Linked DNA regions of Homo sapiens: region 1 is linked to region 2. Evidence: chromatin contacts called from ENCODE Hi-C or POLR2A ChIA-PET data. All regions are on one chromosome and are shown on one strand. The core of a region is the stretch at or near the end of the contact, and the rest is flanking DNA. Distances in the headings are between cores, read along the strand shown. Region 1 overlaps ENDOD1 (endonuclease domain containing 1). Region 2 has its middle 7.3 kb from the start of ENDOD1.

Evidence for each region. Hi-C counts contacts between places; a loop is a spot of excess contacts on that map. ChIA-PET counts read pairs that join two places held with the same protein, here RNA polymerase II (POLR2A). Pooled maps may share reads with other maps.
Region 1: a map of gastrocnemius medialis shows a loop between it and region 2 (2.6-fold over the local background). The contact joins two enhancer-like sites. A Hi-C loop is called at or near these places in 18 of 168 maps with a recorded cell type or tissue (B cell, Caco-2, GM13976 and 15 more), 8 of 37 single-sample maps with no recorded cell type and 15 of 50 pooled maps. POLR2A ChIA-PET finds 5 or more read pairs at or near these places in 14 of 52 experiments (B cell, CD4-positive, alpha-beta T cell, GM12878 and 11 more).

Annotation. Positions count from the first base shown.
Region 1 is chr11:95,118,049-95,124,120 of GRCh38, reverse strand. All of the region lies in intron 1 of ENDOD1 (endonuclease domain containing 1), which reads right to left. Among named protein-coding and RNA genes, the nearest start is that of LNCRNA-IUR, 29 kb to the left of the region's middle. Within about 2 kb of position 4,365, at least 2 of the 41 ENCODE cell types and tissues checked have a DNase peak (open chromatin) inside an H3K27ac peak, as active enhancers do.
Region 2 is chr11:95,079,203-95,085,865 of GRCh38, reverse strand. No RefSeq gene overlaps it. Among named protein-coding and RNA genes, the nearest start is that of ENDOD1, 7.3 kb to the left of the region's middle. RefSeq lists a silencer at 4,535-4,735. Within about 2 kb of position 4,210, at least 9 of the 41 ENCODE cell types and tissues checked have a DNase peak (open chromatin) inside an H3K27ac peak, as active enhancers do.

The sequences.
Region 1 (6,072 bases), core at 3,116-5,615, 38 kb before region 2:
TTTAATAGTTTAGACATTGATTTTTAAAGTTCCTTTAAGATTTCTCTGTTTGGTTTTTCAGTTTATTTTGTTGCTTCTACTGGTTGACTTCAAGGAGTGTGTATAGTTAAGTACTTTGCAATTTCTGCTGATGAGTTTATCATCATGAGAGGTCCATGGTATTTTGTCAGAAAACAAAAAAAAACCCAACAGGATTGCTTTCAAAGTTGCCCCTGCCAGACCCCTACAGCATTCAATGAATTGGGACCAGCTTCTGAGTTATTTTCTCAGTTCAGGGTTTTCACATGGAGAAAGAAGAGCAAATATGGAACCACCACGCCCAGCCGGAAAAATGCTACATTTTATCCAATATTCTATGTGTTTGCAGTGTGAGGAAAGGAATTCCACATCTGCTCAGTTGACCAGATGTTTTCTCCATTGTCTCAGGCTTAAAACGTTTCTCCTAAAGCAAGCCTTGTTTCCTTTCATAACTCATTATAGATTTATCATCCCAAAATGTATCTGCTTTGCTTAAATTTTTTTTTTTTTTTTTGGTATTTATACTACCTCCTGAATCAATGTTTGGTATGAGTAGGGCAGTATGTTTCAACACTTTTACTGATGGTAACAAGAACTATATAGGCTGAAGCCTCTTACTAACAATGGGCTACAGGGACTCTCAGCCCTTTCCTAAATCACATTGGCCACGTTGTAAACAATCTGATTCTGTTTTCTTACTAATTCCTTTGTATTAACTATTACCCACAACTCTTTTGTCTGTTCATGCAGGTATTTCTATCTCCCTGAAATTCATTTCTGTCAATTTTATCTTTTGCAACTTGGAGTTGTCAAAAAAAAAAAACCGGACATTACATTATGAAGTCACTTTAACACATCATTTATAAAAATATATTAAATCCTAGGACCTTTTATTTTTACTTTTTTTTTTTTTTGAGACGGAGTCTTGCTCTGTTGCTCAGGCTGCAGTGCAGTGGCCTGATATTGGCTCACTGCAACCTCCGCCTACCGGGTTCAAGCGATTCTCCTGCCTCAGCCTCTGGAGTAGCTGGGAATACAGGCACGTGCCACCACACCTGGCTAATTTTTGTATTTTTAGTAGAGATGGGGTTTCACCATGTTGGCCAGGCTGGTCTCGAACTCCTGACCTCAAGTGATCTGCCCGCCTCGGCCTCCCAAAGTGCTGGGATTACAGGCGTGAGCCATGGCGCCCGGCCCCTAGGACCTTTTAATACCATACTAACTGATTTCCACTGAGGAAAATGCCCATTTGCTCACTATGCTATCTCCCTGTTTAAGACCAGTTTTTTAACCTATGACAAAACTTTCTTTTGATCCCAAGATGACTCATGTTTTAATAGCTTTTGTTGAAGAATCATCTGAAAAATCTAAATAAAATCAGTATACCAGCCCCCATCATTACCATGCTCACCTAACTCTACAAAACAACTAAGTATGTCTTGGTAGGCTCTCATTTTCTGAAGGGATGCTAAAGTGTCTGTGTGTGTGTGTGTGTGTGTGTGTGTGTGTGTGTAACTTAAATGCCCACTTCATCTATAGGAAACTGTATTAAAAATAGTAATAGGCCAGGCATGGTGGCTCACGCACATATAAACCCAGCACTTTGGGAGGCTGAGTGGTTGGAACTTGATCACCTGAGGTCAAGAGTTCAAGACCAGCCTGCCAACATGGTGAAACCCTGTTTCTACTAAAAATACAAAAAAAAAAAAAAGAAAAGCCAGGCATGGTGGCATGTGCCTGTAGTCCCAGGTACTTGGGAGGCTGAGGCATGAGAATGGCTTGAACTCAGGGAGGTGGAGGTTGCAGTAGCCAAGATCATGCCATTGTACTCCAGCCTGGGTGACAGAGCAAGACTCTGTCTCAAAAACTGAAAAAAATATATAGAAAAATAACAATAGTAATACTATTTGATTAAAATAGTCTTAGTATATTCTTTGATACATTGTCACTTAAAGAGTAGATGTATTTTTCCATGCTCTCTACAGACATGGTTTAATGATCTGGTTATTGCAATTATAGTAAATTACTGACAACATTGCTCCCTAAAGACAAAAATAAACCTATGATGTAAAAGGTTATTTCAGATGGCAATTTCTGGATTATACCTGCTCATTTGCACACACCACTGATCTTCCTCTTTAGTATCCCAGTGGAATCTCTAAATATAGGGGAACACACAAAGCTCTGTCTTATCTACCTCCCAGCTGACCTAATCCCCCTGGACTGTCAATGTAATTTGATACAGTTCCTGTATTCAATGGAAAAATTTCTTTCTAATCTCAACATGTTAAGTAGGTTTTAGAAAAATGAGCTGTCTTCGCTCTACTAGCCTCCTGCCCCATAAATAATCTTACAATAAATTCATTTTGAAATTTAGTACCAAGAAAAAAATTTATCTCAAAGGGCTGATCTGTTTCCTTATATCAGACAGTAAAACCTATTTAAATCCATAGGTAGTTTTTTTGTTTGTTTCAGAATTAAATGAGGGGAAACTAAATTTTTATGATAATATGCATGTAAGGAAAACAATGAAAAATTGAAAAGAGTATTGGAGGGGAAACATTCACCCATTCCACAATATTGTTAAGCCTATATTATGGATGACTAGCACTGCAAGAGGAGGCATTGAAACTGAAAATAATAACAACAATCATCATTTCTTAAGCACTGTATGCCAAACACTCTTCTATGAGCTCCACATGTATTATTAATAAATCAGGAAGGGGCTGAGCTAACTATACTCTCATTTAAACTTGCAACAACTATGTATTATTACTACCACATACAAGACAGGTGAGGAAACTGAGGCACATTGAGATTCAGTCACTGAAGAAGAAAATGAAGAGGGAGCACAGCAAGATGGCAGAATAGAAGGCTCCACTGATCATTTCCCCATAAGGACACCAATTTAATAACTATCTACACAAAAAACTACCTTCATAAGAACCAAAAATCAGGTAAGCACTCACAGTACCTGGTCTTAACTTCATATCACTAAAAGAGGTACTAAAAACATAGGAAAACCAATCTTGAATGAGCAACACCACCCCTCCACCATCCCACAGCAGCACTGGCATTCTATGCAGAGGGTAATTCTATGTACTGGGGAGAGGGGAGTACAGCAACTGCGAGGCATTGAACTCAGTGCTGCCCTTGCTACATAGCAGGAAGCAAAACTGGACCAAACTCAGCTAATGCCTGCCCACGGAGGGAGAGCATTAAACCAGCCCTAGCCAGAGAAAAGCTGCCAATCCCAGTGGTTGGAACTTGATTTTCCACAAGCCTCGCCACTGTAGGCTAAAGTGCTATGGACCTTAAATAAACATGAAAGGCAGTCTAGGCCACAGGGACTGCAACTCCTAGGTGAGTCCTAGTGCTGAACTGGGTCCAGAACCAGTGATCTAGAGGGCATGTGACCTACCGAGACACCAGCCAAGGTGGCTAAGGGAGTGCTGGCATCACCCCTCCCCTAACCCCAGGTTGCACAGCTTACAGCTCCAAAAGAAACCTCTTCCTTCTGCTTGAGAAGAAGAGAGAGAAGAGTGGAAAGAACTTTGTCTTGCATTTTGGATACCAGCTCAGCCACAGCAGGATAAGGCACTGGTCAGAGTTGTGAGGCCCCGTTTCTAGGCCCTAGCCCCTGGATGACATTTCTAGTCACACTGGGCCAGAAGAAAACGTGTTGTCTTGAAGGGAAGGACCTAGTCCTGGGAGGATTCATCATCTGCTAACTGAAGACCTTTTGGGCCCTTAATAATCAGCAGCAATACCTAGGTAAGCATGTCATGGGCCTTAGATGCGACTCTGAGACTTCCTGGCTTCAGGTGAGATTCAGCACAATACCAGCTGTGGTGGCTACAGGGACAGACTTCTTCTGCCCAAGAAAAGTGGAGGAAAAAGTAAAGAGGACTCTATCATGCACCTCAGGTACCAGCTCAGCCACAGAGAGCATCAAGTGGGCTCTTGGGGCCCCCGATTCTAGGACTTGGCTCTTGGATGGCATTTCTGGACCTGCCCTGGGTCAGAGGGGAGCCCACTGCCCTCAAAGGTAAGTCCCAGGCCAAGCAACATTTGCCACAAGCTGACTAAAGAGACTTTGAGGGAACACTGACGGGGTGTTCTGGCAGTACTCCCTGAAAGACTGTGGTGGCAGTGTCAGAGCCCACAGGGTGAGGCTCCTCTGCCTTTGGAAAGGGGAGGGAAGAGTGAGAAGGACTGCATTTTTGTGGCTTGAATGCCAGCTCAGCTGCAATGGACTAGAACACCAGGTAGACTTCTAAGGCTTTTGACTCTAGTCCCTGGCTCCCAGATGGCATCTCTGGACATGCCCAGGGCCTGGGGGAACTCACTGCCCTGAATGAAATAACACAAGCCTGGCTGGATTTGCCACCTGCTGATTGTGGAGCCCAATGTCCTTGAGCAAACATAGGCAGTAGCCAGGGAGTGGTTACAGCAGGCTGTGGATGAACCAAGTACTGTGCTGGCTTCAGGTCTGACCCACCACAGTCCTAGCGGTGGTGGCCACAGGGGTGCTTGTGTCACTCCATCCTCAGCTCCAGGTGACTCAGACCAGAGAGAGAGACTCTGTCTGTTTGAGAGAAAGTAAGAGAAGAGAACAAAAGACTCTGCCTGGTAACCCAGAGAATTCTTTCTGATCTCATCCCAAGACTATCAAAGTGGTACCACTATGAGTCTGCAAGAACCACAGTGTTACTGGGCTTGGGATGCCCCCTAAAGCAGATACAGCATAGATCACAACACCCAAGTCCTTTCATATCTCTGGAAAGCCTTCCAAGAAGGATGGGTAGAAGCAAGCCCAGACTGAGAAGACTACAATAAATACCTCACTCTTCAATGCCCAGACACAGACAAACATCTACAAGTATCAAGACCATCCAGGAAAACATGACCTCATCAAATAAACTAAATAAAGCACCAGGGACCAATCCTGGAGAAACAGAGATATGTGACTTTTCAGACAAAATTCAAAATAGATGTGCTGAGGAAACTCAAAGAAATTCATGATAACACAGGGAAGGAATTCAGAATTTTATCAGATAAATTTAAAAAAGAGATTGAAATCATTAAAAAGAATCAAGCAGGAATTCTGGAGCTGAAAAATGCAATTGACATACTGAAGAATGCATCAGAGTCTTTTTAATAGCAGAACTGATCAAACAGAAGAAAGAATTAGTGAGCTTAAAGACAGACTATTTGAAAATACATAGTAACAAGAGACAAAAGAAAAAGAATAAAAAACAATGAAGCACACCTACAAGATCTAGAAAATAGCCTCAAAGGGGCAAATCTAAGAATTACTGGCCTTAAAGAGGATGTAGAGAAAGAGATAGAAGTAGAAAGTTTACTCAAAGGGATAATAACAGAGAACTTCCCAAACCTAGAGAAAGACATCAATATCCAGGTACAAGAAGGTTATAGAACACCAAGCAGATTTAACCCAAAGAAGACTAAGAGATTTAATCCAAACTTCCAAAGGTCAATGATAAAGAAAGAATCCTAAAAGCAGCAACAGAAAAGAAACATATAAAATACAATGGAGCTCCAATATGCCTGTCAGCAGACTTTTCATCAGCGGAAACCTTACAGGCCAGGGGAGAGTGGCATTCCATATTTAGAGTGCTGAACGAAAAAAACTATTACCCTAAGAGTAGTACATTGGTGAAAATACCTTCATACATGAATAAGAAATAACCACTTTCCCAGACAAACAAAAGCTGAGAGATTTTAGCAACACCAGGCCAGTCCTGAAAGAAATGCTAAAGGGAGTACTTCAATCAGAAAGAAAAGGATGTTAATGAGCAATAAGTAATCATCTGAAGGTGCAAAACTCACTGGTAATAGTAACTGCACAGAATATTATTATATTGTAACTGTGGTGTGTAAACTACTCTTAATCTTAAGTAGAAAAACTAAATGATGAACCCGTCAAAAACCGTAACTACAACAACTTTCCAGGACACAGACAGTACAATAAGATATAAATAGAAACAATAAAAAGTGAAAAAGTGGGGGAATCAAGTTAAGGTGTAGAGT
Region 2 (6,663 bases), core at 2,961-5,460:
CTGAACTCAGCCTGATGCTCTCTCTAGTCTTTGAAACTTTGCATCATAAACTACTTCCCTTGTCCTGGAATTCTCACCACCCATTCTCATCCCTTCACTCATTTCATCTAGCTTTTTTTTTTTTCCCAATAGTCTAGCTGACCATCACTTCCTCAATCACTCACCTTCCTGACAAGCATGTCCTCAACTTTACTCCCTCCTCCCCTCTATGAGGTTAAGAGCCCCTTCTAATTATGCCTATTAAGCCAGTAACCCCGTTTCGTAACTGCTACCTTTCCCCTTAGTCATGAACATAGTGCCTACTATAGAGTAAGCATCTAATACAGTGAGTGAGTAGATGAATGAAAGAAACTTTCTTTATGAAACTTCATTTGGGTCTTCATTGCTCTAATTCATTCATTCATCCTCAGAATGTTTTTTGAACATCTACCATGAGCCAGCAATGGCACTAGATGCTGGGTATTTAAGGGAAGCAAAGTTTAGCCTAGTTCCTGCTCTCCTGGCACTCAGGCCAGCACCTCTCAGTGTCATGTGGGCAACCAGAAGAGAAAACACAAGCTAGCTAATTATTTGCAAGTGGCTTTGCCCTAGACTAGGGCAGAGCAAAGCAGAGAAATCTTCATGCAGCTAGTGAGTTCTGTAACATTGAGTTCATGCTATACCCATCTTCATTACAGTGCAAGACTGACACAGACCTTGGCATCACAGAACTTGAAGTATGGTACGGAGGACAGACAGACAAGCAATTACAATACAGCATGAGAAATGCTCTGATAAGGGAAGTACTGTGTGTTGTGTTGCAGAGAAGTATAATTTAGGCGGAGAAGCTCTGGAAAGACAATGGGAATGGTGGAAAATCATACTTAATTATGAGATATGTTGAAACATCATTCACAAACTAGAATAACAATTAATTTCTAGACCCCTAGAGCTACTTCTTTGGCTCTCCTCTCTTGTCTCTCTAGCACATATAAGGAATTGCCAAATGATTAGGAAGCTAATACAGTTTGGATTACCAGGAGAGGTGAGGAAGCTGAGGAGTAGTTCCTATTGGGGTTAGAATGCCTGATTTTTTTTTCTAACAATGACCAAATCAAAGAGAGCCTGCCTGGCTGAACCCATGTGTGGGTGGCAGACAGTGTTTTACTGAGTCAAGAGAGTTGCTGATGCATAAGCAGCAGGAGGTTGAGTCATGTTTACCTGAAATGTGGGCAGAGCTGTCTTCTTTCTAGTAAAGCTAAATGTGGATGATGTTTAAAAATAATAGCAGTTGTTGTTTAATGGGTATAGAAATTGAAATTTGCAAGATGAAAAAGTTCTTGAGATCTTTTTCACAACAATGTGAATATACTTAACATTTAAAAAATGGTTAGGATGATTAGTTTGATGTTTTGGGTCTTTTACCACATTAAATAGAAAAAACTAATATCAGACTTCACATCAATATGGATGTGGATAGAGGAGAAACTTATTCCTTCATTCAGCAAATACCGAGTGGACCCCACAGGCCAGGCTCAGTGCAGATTGCTGGGGCCACAGAGGGTATAAAACATGGTCTCAGCCATCCTGGAACCCACAATCTCAGCTTACCACCAGGTCATCTCTATTTTCAACACAGAACTTTATACATTTATTTCAGAAATACACCTGCCTAAGTAACAATTTCATTGTAATTACTTATGAGTTAAAACAATTGCTATTTATTTTAATTGGTAGAAAAAAATAGGGAAAACATTTAGTCCCATCTCTAAGTCTGTATGTGTCTGTCTTAGTTGACATGTAACAGCATCAGGGAATTATAAAAGACTCCCAAACAAAAAGACAGACAAATGGAAAAACCACAGGTCTTGGCATCAGGAGGTTTTGGTTTAAATTTGAGCTCGGCCACTTACAAGCTATTTGAGCTCTCTGAGCCTCAAATTCCTCATCTGTAAAATGGGAATAGTAATACCTATTTTGTATTATTGACATGAGAATTAAATGAGATAACCAATATGAAGCATCTAACCTATAGCAAAACTCAATAAATGCTAGTCCTTTCTTTCATCTCTATAAGTAGATGGGCAGAGTTTCACTTAGAGAAAACAGAATTATGAAAATCTGGAACTTACAAGACAAGTATTTTAGGGCTCTGGTTTATAATTTCAGAAAGAGTAAATTCAGTTTATAAACTGGTTAGCTTCAGGATGCAACCTGACAATTCAATTCCAAATCAAGATAGGACCTCTGAAGCACAGAACCTTTCCAGTACAACTCCCTAAGACCAAAATACCCTTGATCCATTGACTTTGATTAAGTCTCAGGCAGTTTTCCAATGCAATAGCAGTGGGATCATTGTGGGCAGAGGAACACTCCTTAAGAAAATGCCTATGTGTAGGAGGCGACAAAGAGAGATAGACACATTCTCTTTCGTGGTTTGCAATGTTAACTTCCATAAGGTTCAGGCAACTAAGTAAAATTAGAAAAAAAAAGCACATTGGTAGATATTAAGAAACACCTTCCCTTGTAGAGGTGAGATGACAGTATTCTGAAGATGAAGCAGGAGGGGAGCAGAAAATCCTAGTGGTTCATGCTTAGTTAGACCCAGGAGGTTCTTGGTTTGTAACCATGGAGGTTTACGATTTGTCTAAAAAGGCTTTATTAAGAAAAATGAAAAGGAGCAGAAGGAACCGTCTATGTCCATTGACATATCTATTGAATTCTTAGGCTTGCTACCTGGTTCCCCTGGGTCCAAATTTTGGCCACCAGCAGTGACTAGATGACTTGTCATTTTCACCATAGACCTGAATATTATTGCTTGTGACCCCTTGAAGATGCCTCTTCCTGGTGCTTCCTTCCACCTCCCACCAACAGCTCCGCCTACGTTTCCAATGGCATCTAGATGGTGGACTCAGTTTCTGGGCCTTTTGCAGGCCCGTCCCCCTCACCTTGCCCAGTGCAGAGTGAGCCCTTGTCCCTTGCAGCAAGTTTTGTTATTAAAGTCACTGGGCATTTGAGGCCTTTGTCTTTGGATTATTAATCTGCTCTGCATGTACCCAGGACCCAACAATGAGGGCATCTGTTGCAAATCTAATATTAGCAACAAACTCACGTCACATCATCTTGTATAAAGAGAATATTGAGGGAGAAACATTTGATCACTAGCAGAGACATGGAAGCATTGAACAAGGAGCTCTGTCAAATGCTTGGCTCTCTATTATTCAGGGGAGGGAGGAGAGGAGGGGAGGGAGAAGACTGAAGAGTGTAAGCCTTTCTTTCTTCCCATGTGTTCAGCTCTCCCAGGGCAATATGACATACTCTGCACAACTCCTACAATATTTGACCCCAGGTCAGACATAGAGGTCCACTGCGACCCCAGGACACACAGAGGACTTGGATGGTGCCATTAGAAACAGCCACTTATGGGCCTGGGCATAGGAGGGCATTCCTTTGGCAGAGGATCTGCCTGACTAACAAGCCCAGAACAAGTCACCTGAATTAAAAACTTTGGACACATGACTCAGAAGACCCCAGGTGTTTTACCTTTTCTACCAGTGCCAGAAGTAGAGTGAGATTATTTAAGTTAGTCTCCATGGCTTGGGGCAACTTCCCAACCCAAATGGGTCATTTAGAAAGCAGGGAATGTTTCAGAGGTCAGTGGGCCAGCAGGTCAATTTGGCCAGTAGCGCTTGTAAGTTTTTTGAATTAGCTGCCAACATTGAAAAACCTAAAGATTTTAAAATAAAATTCCAAGTTCAAAGCTTCTCTTGAATATTCAAAAAATGGCAGCCACATGGCCCTCATCCCCACATAACAACAGTCACCCCCACTGTCCAAGTCCTTGGCCTTATGATGAGGCAGGAGCCATTGTCCTGACAGCAACACTCACTTAGATAACTTGCAAGAGCCTGCTGGGATTTTGGATTTCCCACCAGGCATCAAGAGTCTCACATGAGAGGTTGAGAGGAGATCTCTGGTCGAGTTTTCTCCAACCAAGCAACATCTGGGTGCTGTGAGCAGTGGGCAAAAACAGAAAAGCAAGAGAAGGACCTCATTTCAAGGAAGAACAAGCTTCTACCACAGAAAAGCCAAGCCCAGCTGGCACAGTGACTTGAGTGAGAGAGACACAGCCAGCCAGTACAGCTTGGATGCTGTGAAGTGCAACACAGAGAAACAGAAACGTTGGCCGACAAGCCTGTCCCAGCCTTGTCATGTGTCCTTTTAGCTGGAATGAAGACGGGGGAAGGGTGGGTGTGGGGAGAGAAGAATGTGCCCTCTTCATGTCCCTTTGTACTTCCACTTCCTTTGGGGCCTGAAAAGAAGCAAAACAAACCAGAACTCTCACTGGCAGTTGCTGAACAAACTAGACTCCCATCTGCGCCTGCAGCCAAACTCCCCATGGACCAAATGCTAGATGGGTGGTTCTCAACCCTCAGTGCATGTTAGTGTCACTCAGGGAGCTTTTAAACCCTTGTACTCCTGCCTATTAAAACAGAATTTCCGGCGGGGGGGCAAGGGGATGGGGGCCCAGGCATCAGTATGTTTCAAATATGATTCTAATGGGAAGCCGAGGCTGAGAACCAATGTGCCAGAGCAGTGCTTCTCAACCATAAACTTGTCCTTGATTTACCTGGGAGGATTAGTTAAAAATGCAGATCTGAGTCATAGGTCAGGGCCGAAGTCTGAGCTTCTGCACTTCTAACAAGCTTGCAAATGATGCCCATGCTGCAGGATCCCAGCCCATACTTTGGTGACAAGGAGCTGGAGCACTTGTGCTTTGTCATTCTCTCTTCTAGTACTTCCATAGAGAAGATAGCGGGCCTATCACCTCTAAGCCTGAAAGTAACAATAGCAATAGCAATAAAAGTAATGATATTACTATTAAAATAATAAAATCATATCAATAACAGCAAGACTTTGATGTGTGTTTCTTCCTGCCAAACACTGTGCTCAAGTTACACTTTTTAAAAATATTCAACAAGAAGATGTAAAATAATTGCTCATTCTTACCTTGAGTTCTTTACTACTCAAAGTGTCTTACTTATATTAGCTTTTTAGACTTCACAACAACCCTTATTGTCCTGGGTGCTGCTGTTATCATTCCATTTTGGGGAAGAAGGAGCTGAAATACATAGAGATGAAGTTGCTTGCCAAGGCCACCAAGTTTACAAGCACAGAGCTGGGTTTAGACACAGGATGTATGCTAGTAATGACCCTGCTACTCTGTCTCTCCAGGCACTTGGGCCTTGGAGTTGTGAGTTACTTGCCCACAGTCATGCTAATCAATAGTGGAGCTAGGGTTCAAAACTCCATTGGCTTTACTTTACAGACTGAGCTATTGGGAGAGGAAATGAATGAGGTATAGAAAGTGCTAGACACAGTTCTTGGCACATCATGGATACTCATAATTTATTTCTTTATTCCTTTTTCCCACTCCCCTAGAGCATTCCTTGGGGGCTGTCTTAGTCAACTCAGGCCTCAGTAACAAATTTCCTTAGACTAGGGGGCTTAAATAACAAACACTCCTTTCTCACAGTGCCAAAGCTGGGAAGTCTGAGATGTAGGTGTCGGCTCTTGATGAAGGCCCTCTTCTTGGTTTAGAGACAGCCACCTTTCTGGTATGTCCTCACATGACAGAGAGTGAAATCTCTCTTGTATCTCTCCTTTTAAGGGCATTAATCTCACTCATAAAGGCTTCACCCTCATGACCTAAAAACCTTCCAAAGACCCCACCTGCAAATACCATCACTTGGGGATTAGGGTTTCAACATATGAATTTTGGTGGGACACGTTCAGTATATGGCAGGGGGCTGGATAGTGGGAAGAGAGAATGGAACATATCAAATGGCATTTAAATGACCCTGCTCCCTAAAGGAGCCAAGTAATGTCAGTGGCATGGACAGAGGAAGGGAGAGGGTTGACAGTAAGTCACACCCACTTCCTAGAGTGAGGCAGCCAATGGGGTGATCAAAGCCAGCCCCCATATCTCTGCAGGCTCATCCTATGCCTGGCAGAACTGGCAGGAAAGGAATATAGGTACCCTAAGGCAGCCGTTGCTACCAAGAAAGGTGATCTGTGTCCATTTGTCAAGCATGATTGGGAGAAAGTGATCAAAAGGGCTGCAGTGAAACCAGGAATGGACTGAAGCAGCTCTGAGAGTCCATGTAGCTTTGGCACTGAACTTGAGGCTGACTCTCCCAACAGAAGACACATTTCCCCAGGGGTTCTAAGACGAGCAGCATGGAGGAGAGCCTGGATATTGCTATGGTTTCTTAGAAGAAGCTGTAGCATGGTGAGAGTGCCTAACTCCTTGTCTGTGTCTCCATCCAAGCTGACTATAATCTCCGTCTTATGTTCTATCCTTAGCATCTAGTACAGTGCCTAGCATGGAGAGAGTGCTTGATTAACAATATTTGTTGAAAGAATTAATGAACGAATGGATGGATGAATGAATGAAAATCTTTTATTGAAATATGAGAAAGGATTTATTCTCTGGCTCTTCAAGTTATTTCAACCCCTGCTTAGTACTAGTTACATTATTTTTAAAAATAATGTGAAAGTAATAATGCTATAAGAGAGAACTATTTATTTTAGCTGTTTCTTATTATGCTAGCCCTTTTTTTCACTTTTATTGAGGTTTTAGGTCATTTATCATTTAATCAACAACATTCATTGACTTCTCAC